Regions from separate parts of the Homo sapiens genome. Here region 1 is linked to region 2. Evidence: chromatin contacts called from ENCODE Hi-C or POLR2A ChIA-PET data. All regions are on one chromosome and are shown on one strand. The core of a region is the stretch at or near the end of the contact, and the rest is flanking DNA. Distances in the headings are between cores, read along the strand shown.

Region 1 (4,840 bases), core at 296-2,795, 34 kb before region 2:
CGGTCCTTACCCTGAGACAGATGGTTACGATGCCAAAATCTTACGTCATTTATGAGGCTGTGCAATGTCGGAGAAAGGACTGGCCTCGTGGTTTGGAGCCGTGAATTCTAGTTCCAGGTCTGTGCCACACGGGCAGGTCCTGTTCTCTCTCTCAGCCTGTTCCTTGGTTTATAAAGTGAACAGCGTGGTGTGGTGGGTGTGTGTGTGTGTGCAGGGGGCAAGGGGAAATGTGTGGAACAGATAATTTTTAAGGTGCCTTCCAGGGCTAATAGCCTATAATTCAGTATCTGCATGCCTGAAAGAAGGAGGGTAGATGCATTTTTAAAATGAAGTGGAAACGGAGCTCATGTGGCCTGTGCTCCGGGACTGAAATCTCTGGGTTGTCTCTCTTCTCCTCCCCATCCCGCCCCCACCCCCACCCCAGAGCTGAAAGCAGCCACCCAGACACAGCAGTAAGTATCCGTCAAGTCTGTCTTGCAGGTTCCTGGGGGACGCCCAGCACACTGGAAGGGAAGGGTTGCCATAAGAGAGGGAAGAAGGCGAGAGCCAAGCATGGAGCTGCTGTGTCTGTGACCTGGACTGACCATCGCTGTGGAAGGCCAAACCGGGGAGGCCTGGTGCAGGGCCAGAGCTGTCACCGTCTGGGCATCTGAGCCCAGGGAGCCCCCGAGGTCAGCTGTCTCCCCAGAGTGGAGAGCAGCCAATTCTTACTGCCTCAGCTGCCAGCTGCTGCCAAATCACAGCAAAGAATACAAGGTACCAAAGACCGCCCATATTGCCCACTGCCGCTTCTCTGACTGAAGCCAAGGCCAGGAGGGGCCCTGGCACACTGCACTGCTATCAGCAAACCTTGGCAGGGGTTTTTAACCATTTCTGGGCTGTGCACCCCTCTGGCATCTGGTGAAGCCTATGGACCCCTTCTCAGGATGATGAATTTAATTGCATAAAATAGTATGACAGAGGAAACCAATTCTCTATTGAAATGCAGTTATGCAAATATTAAGAAGCAACTTCGGGATCAGTAATATGTGTGTTTCTTTATTAATGCATTAAGTAACAAGATTTAGTGTTGGGTCTAATAACTACGATCCTTTCATACAAAGACCACAGTGACTAGCGAGGGGTGTAAGTGATCTTTAGAGACAGCAGCAGCAGCTCTGATGTGCTAGGAAGATAGCTGTGGTTTCTATTGGTGACAGTCACAGGTGCTGCTGTTGCTACCACAGTTTGTTGCCTACATTCATCATGGAAGGAAGTGCTTGATCTCAGAGTTTAGTGAAACAAAGATGTAAATGTCTCTCCCACTCAAGTTCATAGACCCTTGAATACTATGCACAGACCCCTGGAAGTGGATGGCTGCTAGGGGACAAGAATGTGCTGGGGTGTGGGTGGGGACACAGAGCTGCTTAGCAGTTCTTTCCTCATCTGTCAGCGGGACAGGTTGGACTAGATAGGGGTTGGGTAATCTGAGCAAAGTGCTGCCTCCTTGCCACTCCCCTGGCCATGGTAAACATCGCTAATTGATCATGGCCGACTCCTCAAGGAGCCCAGAGACCCGCAGAACACTTCTCGGCCCAGCGCTTCAGGCAGCCACCACTAAATGATTGTAGCTGGCACCAAAATGAAACCGATTTGCCACTCCAGGGCTGGAAGCTCTCTAAGGCCCATTTCTGCCCTGATATGCTATGATTACCCGTGATTAAAATATGCTTCCTGCCCTCAAGGAACTTCTGAACTGGTGAGCGTCTTAAAGGTCGGTGTGGAGTAAGGGGAGTGGGGGTGCACCTCGACACAGTTCCTCACCAGGCATTCAGTCATTTCACAGTCAGGGCATTGATTTTACTTTTCAACTTGTAATTTCCACCTCCTGGATTCCATTATCACTCGCTCAATATACGACGATTCGCCATTTCTCTGGCCACCGCTCTGAGACTCATGCATTGCTGAGCATAAGCAGAAGACATTGCCTAAAATGCATCACTACCTGGAAGTAATGATTGGGTTTTAACACAGTCAAGACCTTGATGGTTCTGTATATAAGCAATCATTCCACCTTCCTCCTTCCCAGTCACGTGGGCTGCCCGGAAGGGATTCAGAATTAACCCCATGCGCTCAAGCCAAAACCCTGGGTTACCCCAGCCTCTCTCGTCCAGGCTCCTTCCCTTCTGTGGGAAATACCCAGCAGCTGGAGGCTGCTGCTCCTGCCTTATGTTTCAGATATATGCTGCTATTAACAGATTCTTTGGAAAAGACCCAAATCTGTCCATCCATAGCTGCTGGAAACGCTTCTTTATTAACACAATGAGGAGGTACGATGTAGTGGCAAAAGTTTTAGGCCACAGATTCTGAGAGCGTGGACCCCCACCCCACAGCATCAGCATCACTTGGACATTTGTTAGAAAAGCAAATTCTTTTAACCAAGCCCTCCAGGGGATTCCAGTGTGCTAAAGCTCGAGAACCACCACTTTAGGCTAAGACATAGAACCCTTGGCTTGAGACTCAACTTGACCACGCTTGTACCCATCTGTTCATCTTTTGCAGCCTCAGTCACTTCCTCTGTAAAATGGGAGCGATAATGCCTGTCTCCCTGGCCTCACAGAGGATTGCTTGATTCACTGGTGCAGTGAATGTGAGAACAGTTTGCAAAGCCCAACACAAGGCCAGTGATTATTATTAGTAGTAGCCGCTCCATGACAGTTGCAGGACATTTGTGGGTGGTGGGGGAGAGTTAGGAACAAAGGGGAGATTTGATTTTAAGCTGAGGGACTTGAACTCCACTCTGGCTGCGGGGCGCGTGGAGATCATTGTTTTCTCGTCTCCACAGCTGGGAGACTCCCTCTTCTCTCTGCAGGGCTTGCGTGGCTGAGATGATGTCATCACCCCCCACAGACTGGCTTCCTGAGGGCTCGACTCCCCCACCTGAAAGTCACAGGCATTTGAATCCCCCCTCAGGCCTTTCTCCAGCCACTGGTGTTAACAAAGTTTCTAATTCCAGGTTGATTAAAATTCCTGGGTCTGAGCCGCCCTGGGGGAGGGGGATTACAGGGCAACAGTCATGGCAGGGGAGACCAAGTGACAAAACAAGCTGGGCTGTTTTCACCCCCAGCTGCCCCCTTCGGCGTATAAACACAAAGACCACAATGATGGACTCTTGGCAGGTGAACGGGCAGATGGGATGAGCTTACCTTCCCAGTTTAGCAGGCCAGGTGGTCTGTCAACCTCAGATCAAAGCAAACAGAAGGCGGAAGAGGGAACAGCTGGCAGAGAAGCGCAGCGAGTCCAGCAGGCCAGTCCTTAGAGCAGAACCAGTAACCAACCCGTCTGTAGCCTGCTTTGGGCAAGAGCAGAGAGATACCCATCTCATCTTCCTGCTTCACTATAAGAGCTTAGATAAACTCAGATATACTTAGGCGACCATTTAACCTTCTCAACAACCCGACCAAGTGGGGACTATTATTATCTCCATTTTACAGGTGAGGAAGTTGAGACAGAGAATTAAATGACTTGCCCATGTGACAGAGCTGGGATAGAAACCTAAGAGTCTGGCTCCAGAGCCCGTGTTCTTAACAGTGACACTAAACGACCTCTCTCCTAACCCATCAGAGGGATTCTGTGATTTCTTAGGAGCTGGAATATTTTCCTCTGAAGAATTGCATCTTAAATCCATGTTCTGCCCCCAGGGAAGGACTTGTAAAGTTTGGTCGTGATGAAAGGAATCAGAAAATAGAAAATAAAGGTTAACCGTACAGATAATAAAAAATGCCTAATACAAAGGAAAAAAAATCGAACCACACGCCAACCAAATTATAAAGAGAACCAGACTGAGGACAACAATGTGGTTGGGGGCCAGGCGCGGTGGCTCACAACTGTAATCCCAGCATTTTGGGAGGCTGAGGCAGGCAGGTTGCCTGAGGCCTGGAGATCGAGACCAGCCTGGACAACATGGGAAACCCCGTCTCTGCTAAAAATACAAAAATTAGTCAGGCATGGTGGTGCACGCCTGTAGTTCCAGCTACTCAGGAGGCTGATGAGGGAGCATCGCTTGAGCCCAGGAGGCTGAGGCTGCAGTGAGCCGAGATCATGCCACTGCACTCCAGCCTGGGCAACAGAGTGAGACCCTGTCTAAAATATATATATGTATATGTATATGTATATATATATATATATGTATATGTGTATATATATGAATATGGGTATATATATATATGTATATATGTATGTGTATATATATATATATGTATATATGTATATGTATATATATGTATATGTATATATATGTATGTATATATATTATAAAATACATATTTATGTACATTGGTCTGGGTGCAGTGGCTCACACCTGTAATCCCAGCACTTTGGGAGGCTGAGGTGGGCGGATCACCTGAGGTCAGGAGTTCAAGACCAGCTTGATCAACATGGTGAAATCCGTCTCTACTAAATATAAAAAATTAGCCGGGTGTGGTGGCACATGCCTGTAATCCCAGCTACTCGGGAGGCTGAGGCAAGAGTATCGCTTGAACCCGGGAGGTGGAGGTTGCAGTGAACTGAGATTGTGCCATAGCACTCCAACCTGGGCAACAAGAGCAAAACTCCGTCTAAAAAAAAAATATATATGTGTATATATATATTTATGTATATTATATACAATATTTATGTATGTTTTATTTATGTGTATTATGTGTTTATATGTTATATTTATGTATGTATGTTATATATCGCATATTATGTTATATATTTATATATCTATGTATATTATAGATTTATATATTATATATTTATTTATGTATGTTATATATTACATATTATATTAGATATTAATATATATTATGTATATATTTTA
Region 2 (4,690 bases), core at 550-3,049:
AGCAGATTTTATGGACATCTCTAGGGTTTGGGATGCACGTTGGCTTTCAGCTCAGGAAGACACCTGAGGCTGGAGAACCTGAAACAGGGACAGAGATTGATGATTTATTAAGGTAACTCTGAGATCCCCCTATCTTTCTGGGTCCAGGATTTACACCAAAGGGAACCTCCACTTTATCTCTCCTTCCCACACCCATGTCTACATGGCAGATGGGAATTCAGGGTGTAGAGGGTGTGGTGGGGGCAAGGGAGAGGAACAGGAAGACAGTTCATTCAGAACTCTCATGTGGCATTTGTGGCTGCTGCTTCCACTTCATTGATCAGATTTTTCCCAATTTGCCAGGCTTGGGAAACTGATCTGAAAGGTTGCTCAGAACATTTTGGGGATCTGTCCTTCAGAATCTACCCAAGAACATTTGTCCCCTTCTGAGTCTGGTCCCAGCCTCCATGGGGCTTCAGACTGCAGTATGAGCTTTTTAAACTCAGTTTTTCCTCTTTCTATGCTATTGGCCCTGATCCCTTTGAGAACCTTCCGTGGCCCTCACAGCTTTATCTGCTACTTCCCCAGCATGGTTTGACAGTGAGGCCTCTGTTGTGGCATTGGTGTAATCCAGTTCAGCAAATATTTACTGGGCCTGATCCCTGCCAAGAACCATGCAAGACCTGGGAGACAAACGCACCCTGCAGCCAGTGGCCTGGGAACTTCTGTTCGTTAACCCCATCTACAAGGAGACAGCCTTGTGAGTCCTTTTTGCATGAACTATCTCATTTAGCCCTCAACTCAATGCCCATTTTTCAGATGGCAAAACCGAGGCCTTGAGAATTTCCCCTTTATCCTATTTCACTCAGCTCATGCCACAGAGATGAGATTTGCACTTATTTTGATTTCAAAATCTATATTTTCATCACACTCCTTTGACTCACTTGGGCCAAAGCCTCAGTTTCCTCAGATGTGTGATGGGGACAATTTTATTCGCAACCTTAAAAGAATGTTGTGAGAGTCTTTTGTTTTCTTTTCCTTTCCCTTTCTCTTTCTCTCTTTCTCTCTTTCTTTCTTTCTTTCTTTCTTTCTTTCTTTCTTTCTTTCTTTCTTTCTTTTCCTTCTTTCTTTCTTTCTTTTCTTTCCTTCTTTCCTTCTTTCTTTTTTTGAGATAAGATCTTGCCCTGTTGCCTAGGCTGGAGTGCAGTGGCACGATCATAGCTCATTGCAGACTTGAAAACCTGGGCTCAAGCCTCTCACTTCAGCTTCCCAAATAAGTGGGACTATAGGCACATGCCACCATGCCTGCCTAATTAATTTTTTTTTTTAATTTCGTAGAGGTGGGGTCTCACTTTGTTGCCCAGGCTGTCATTTACTTATTGTGATGATGAAGTGGGGTCTGGAAAGCTGCTCTGCCTTGCGGAAGAGTTAACTGATCCAGGAGCTTATTACAACCTCAGGAAAGCCCTTGCTGAGTAGGCACTTAGAATCTTCATAGTGAGCGGTGCTGCTAGCTCTTCTTCCCAACACTGGTGTACTACCGCAGCACCTGGAACCCCAGAGGGACATTACTTCTATGCTTTGATTCCTTAGAGCTCCATGAGGGTGTCCAGGGGAGGGGGAGAGTCAAGTATATCACGGACTGTTAATGAAGGCCTTCAAGATGATCTTGTAAAAATCCAACCCCATCATGATACAGTGTGGAAGCTGAAGCCTGGAGAAGGGCTGGGACTTGTCCAAGACCACGCAGCTGTTTCTTGGCAGAACTGGAGTGACCAGGCGGCTGTTAGGACTTTCCCTGTGGGACTCTGGGGTTTGTTGATCAAGTTCAAGTCTCAGCTTTTCCAGCATGAAAATGCACGGCCTCTGAGAAATGACACAGGGAAGGTGCCTGCAGGAAGAGGAGGGGAGAAGAGGGAGAAAAGTCAGGAGGGATGGGAGTCCTAGGCACTGCCTTTTGAAAAACATTAAATATGAGAGTTGATATAATCCAGGGGACCTCCAAACTGGCGGAGTGCCCCAGGACTCCCACCTGCAGCAAGCTGGGAGTCTGGCACTGGAATCTGTTTTATAAATGAGTTCCCTGGGTTACCGAAGCACGCACTCTGGCCCAACCCCTGACAGAGGGGCACCTGAACCCTGTGGGGCCAAGCTGGTTTGTCACCCAGCTCCTCCCTGGTGGGGCAGGTCCCACTGTCCCCTGCAATAAGGTCAGTCCCAGTCCCTCCCCCCACCTCCATTTCTCCAGTTGATCACGGTCCTCCTTGCCCACAGCCACCATGGACCCCATGACAAACACACGAGGCTCAGGCCTGGAAGATCTATTAGTGCCACTCCTGTCACCGCCCGCAGAGCAGGAGGAGAGGCAGCCAAATGCTGTGCTAATTATTCTAGCTTCCAGCAGGGTCTCGGAGGTCCCAGCCATGGTAAATCTTAACTTTCATGCTATGGTGCACCGGGATGCAATTTACTTCAAAGAGAGCATAAATCCCCACTGCGGCGTGTATCAGAGGAGTGTTACATAAAAGTGGCCCATGTGCTTCCCACCCTGGCTGCCTTCTCTCGCTCCCCTTCTCTCCCTCCCTCACTCTCTCCTCGTAAGTTTGAAAAAGCCAGCCCGCGGTTGGTTACACATCTCGCACGCAAAAACATTTACACACACGTCTGCTCCCAGCCTTATAAATCACCAGGCTTGGCGACTTGGCAGTGGGAACACAGGCGAGCTCTATTTTTACCAGCCCCATCCGCAGACAGCCCCGGGGGCCCCTCCTTTCCTACAGTGACACCTACTGGTGCTAGCTTTGGCCAAAGGCAGCCTTGCCGCTTCAGACCCATTTCTCAGGCTTTGGAGGATGGTAACTGATCAAGGCCTGGCCCTTCCCCCAATTCTTCCTCTGCTAACCCCTTCCAGCCTCTGGGGAATTCCTCCAGCCACAAATTCCACCCAGGAAGCCCCGCCCCACCACCAACGCCCTCAACCAGGCTTGACATAATAATTACCTTCCACAGAGCTGCGGACTGCAAGAGGCAAGGCCAGCACAACTCATTAGGATGTCAAAGGATCAAGGGAATTGGGGAGGGGACTGCCTACCAGGTCACCACCCCCCCACCTTCGGCCCCAAAAGCAAGGTTCCTTCCTGTAATGCAACCTCCTGGGGGGTTGTCCAGTTGTGTTTCAAGCAATTACTTCCCTGTGAAAGACATCTGTTATCTTCGCTGACACACACGAGACTGGCGGCCGATGTGGTTTCTGCGAGGGGCTTGTGAATCCTGGCATTGTCATCGCAGCCCCGGTTGGGAACGAAGGGGGTGGGGTGAGACAGAGGCACGTCTGTCTCCCATCCCCAGGCCCCAGCCCCAGCCTCCTCCCAGCGACCTCTCCGGAGGCAGCCGTGCCAGGTCTAATGCTCCTAATGTCATCTTTGCAGATCCATTTGTGATTCCTTGATGCTGTAATTACTGCGGCTCCACTCCCCTCGCAGCAGCTGCCATTAGCTGGGCAGACCGCAGGCTGCGGTGACGTGGCCTTGGCAGCCTGGGGGGCCTCTGAGGGTTGGCTGGGGTGGGTAGGACCCTCCCTGCAGGCCCAGAGCTGCCAAGAGGCCCAGGGAGGCTGGCTGAGCTGGTCGAATGCTGGCCTTTAGTGGCTTTGCCCTGAGTGTAACCTCCTCCCACTTCTCCCCGCAGTCAGTCGACTGTGGAAAGTGCCCCAGGGTGCAAATGCCCCAGGGTGAAGGGTGAATTCTGCACAGTTCCAACTCAGCCGCTGACACACTGGTGACCCTGGGCAAGTCACAGCCCCTCTAAGCTTTGGTTCCCTCAATCATAAAAAGGACAGGGTTGAATTCCCCAAGAGGAGGGGAGGTAGCTTCCCTTCCAGCCCTGACTGGGGATCCCTCTTTTTTCCTATCTCAGCACCTGGAAGGACCTGTACAAATGATGGGTGCTTTTTTAGAGGCCCAGGGAGGTTATCAGGTGCATTCTTGGGACAGGAATGAAAAACAAACACCCTAGAATCCTGCTGTGCCAAGAACCCAGGCCATAATCTCAGAGACAATCTATCTATCGCTTTCTATTCTAGCACTTTGCTTCTCAGGATAGAAGCCCTGGGGTGGCGTAAAGGGCTAACCTCACCTGCACTCAGGCTTTGAGGGTAGGAAAAGAGGGACTATGATGGACTCGAAGAAATGAGAGTAGAATCAGATGCTGAAAAAAGACAAACCAAAGTTTTGCTCATGGCCCTTCACTTCCCCATTCTCCTCCCCATCCCCAGTGTTGCCCTAATGTCACTGCTACTGATAAAAGAATATTGTGTTCAAGGCTGGCTGACAGTGAAAGTGGGTACTGTACAGAAGTCAGCCCCTTGACGGTTTTGAAACATGGCAGGAAATTCTCTGACACTTTTCTCATCCAGAGGCAGGTTCTCTGGTCCTTCCCCTTGAATCCGGGGTGGGGGGTGGGGGTGGGTTGTAACTGCTTCAACCAAAATACTACTGAAAGAGTGATGCTGTGTGGCTTCTGAGACTAGGTCATAAAAGGCCATGCAATTTCTGCTTTGTTTGCTGTAACATTCATGCTTGGAGCTCCAAGCTGCCATGTAAGATGTCTGACTCGTGGCTACCATGCTGGGAGGAAGCCCAATCCACATGAAGAGGCCACCTGTAGATGCACTGGCCAACTGTTCCAGGCTTTGAATTATTTCAGCTCAAGC

The links. Hi-C counts contacts between places; a loop is a spot of excess contacts on that map. ChIA-PET counts read pairs that join two places held with the same protein, here RNA polymerase II (POLR2A). Pooled maps may share reads with other maps.
Region 1: a map of naive thymus-derived CD4-positive, alpha-beta T cell shows a loop between it and region 2 (2.5-fold over the local background). The contact joins two enhancer-like sites. A Hi-C loop is called at or near these places in 7 of 168 maps with a recorded cell type or tissue (CD4-positive, alpha-beta T cell, CD4-positive, alpha-beta memory T cell, HepG2 and 3 more) and 11 of 50 pooled maps. POLR2A ChIA-PET finds 5 or more read pairs at or near these places in 8 of 52 experiments (CD4-positive, alpha-beta T cell, CD4-positive, alpha-beta memory T cell, HEK293T and 5 more).

What each region holds. Positions count from the first base shown.
Region 1 is chrX:39,762,881-39,767,720 of GRCh38, reverse strand. It overlaps LOC105373178 (a long non-coding RNA gene), which reads right to left. Exons shown (of 3, transcript XR_949026.2): 2 at 3,186-3,328; 3 at 2,619-2,919. Among named protein-coding and RNA genes, the nearest start is that of MIR1587, 72 kb to the left of the region's middle. Within about 2 kb of position 1,545, at least 5 of the 41 ENCODE cell types and tissues checked have a DNase peak (open chromatin) inside an H3K27ac peak, as active enhancers do.
Region 2 is chrX:39,728,985-39,733,674 of GRCh38, reverse strand. No RefSeq gene overlaps it. Among named protein-coding and RNA genes, the nearest start is that of MIR3937, 70 kb to the right of the region's middle. RefSeq lists an enhancer at 2,626-2,920. Within about 2 kb of position 1,799, at least 4 of the 41 ENCODE cell types and tissues checked have a DNase peak (open chromatin) inside an H3K27ac peak, as active enhancers do.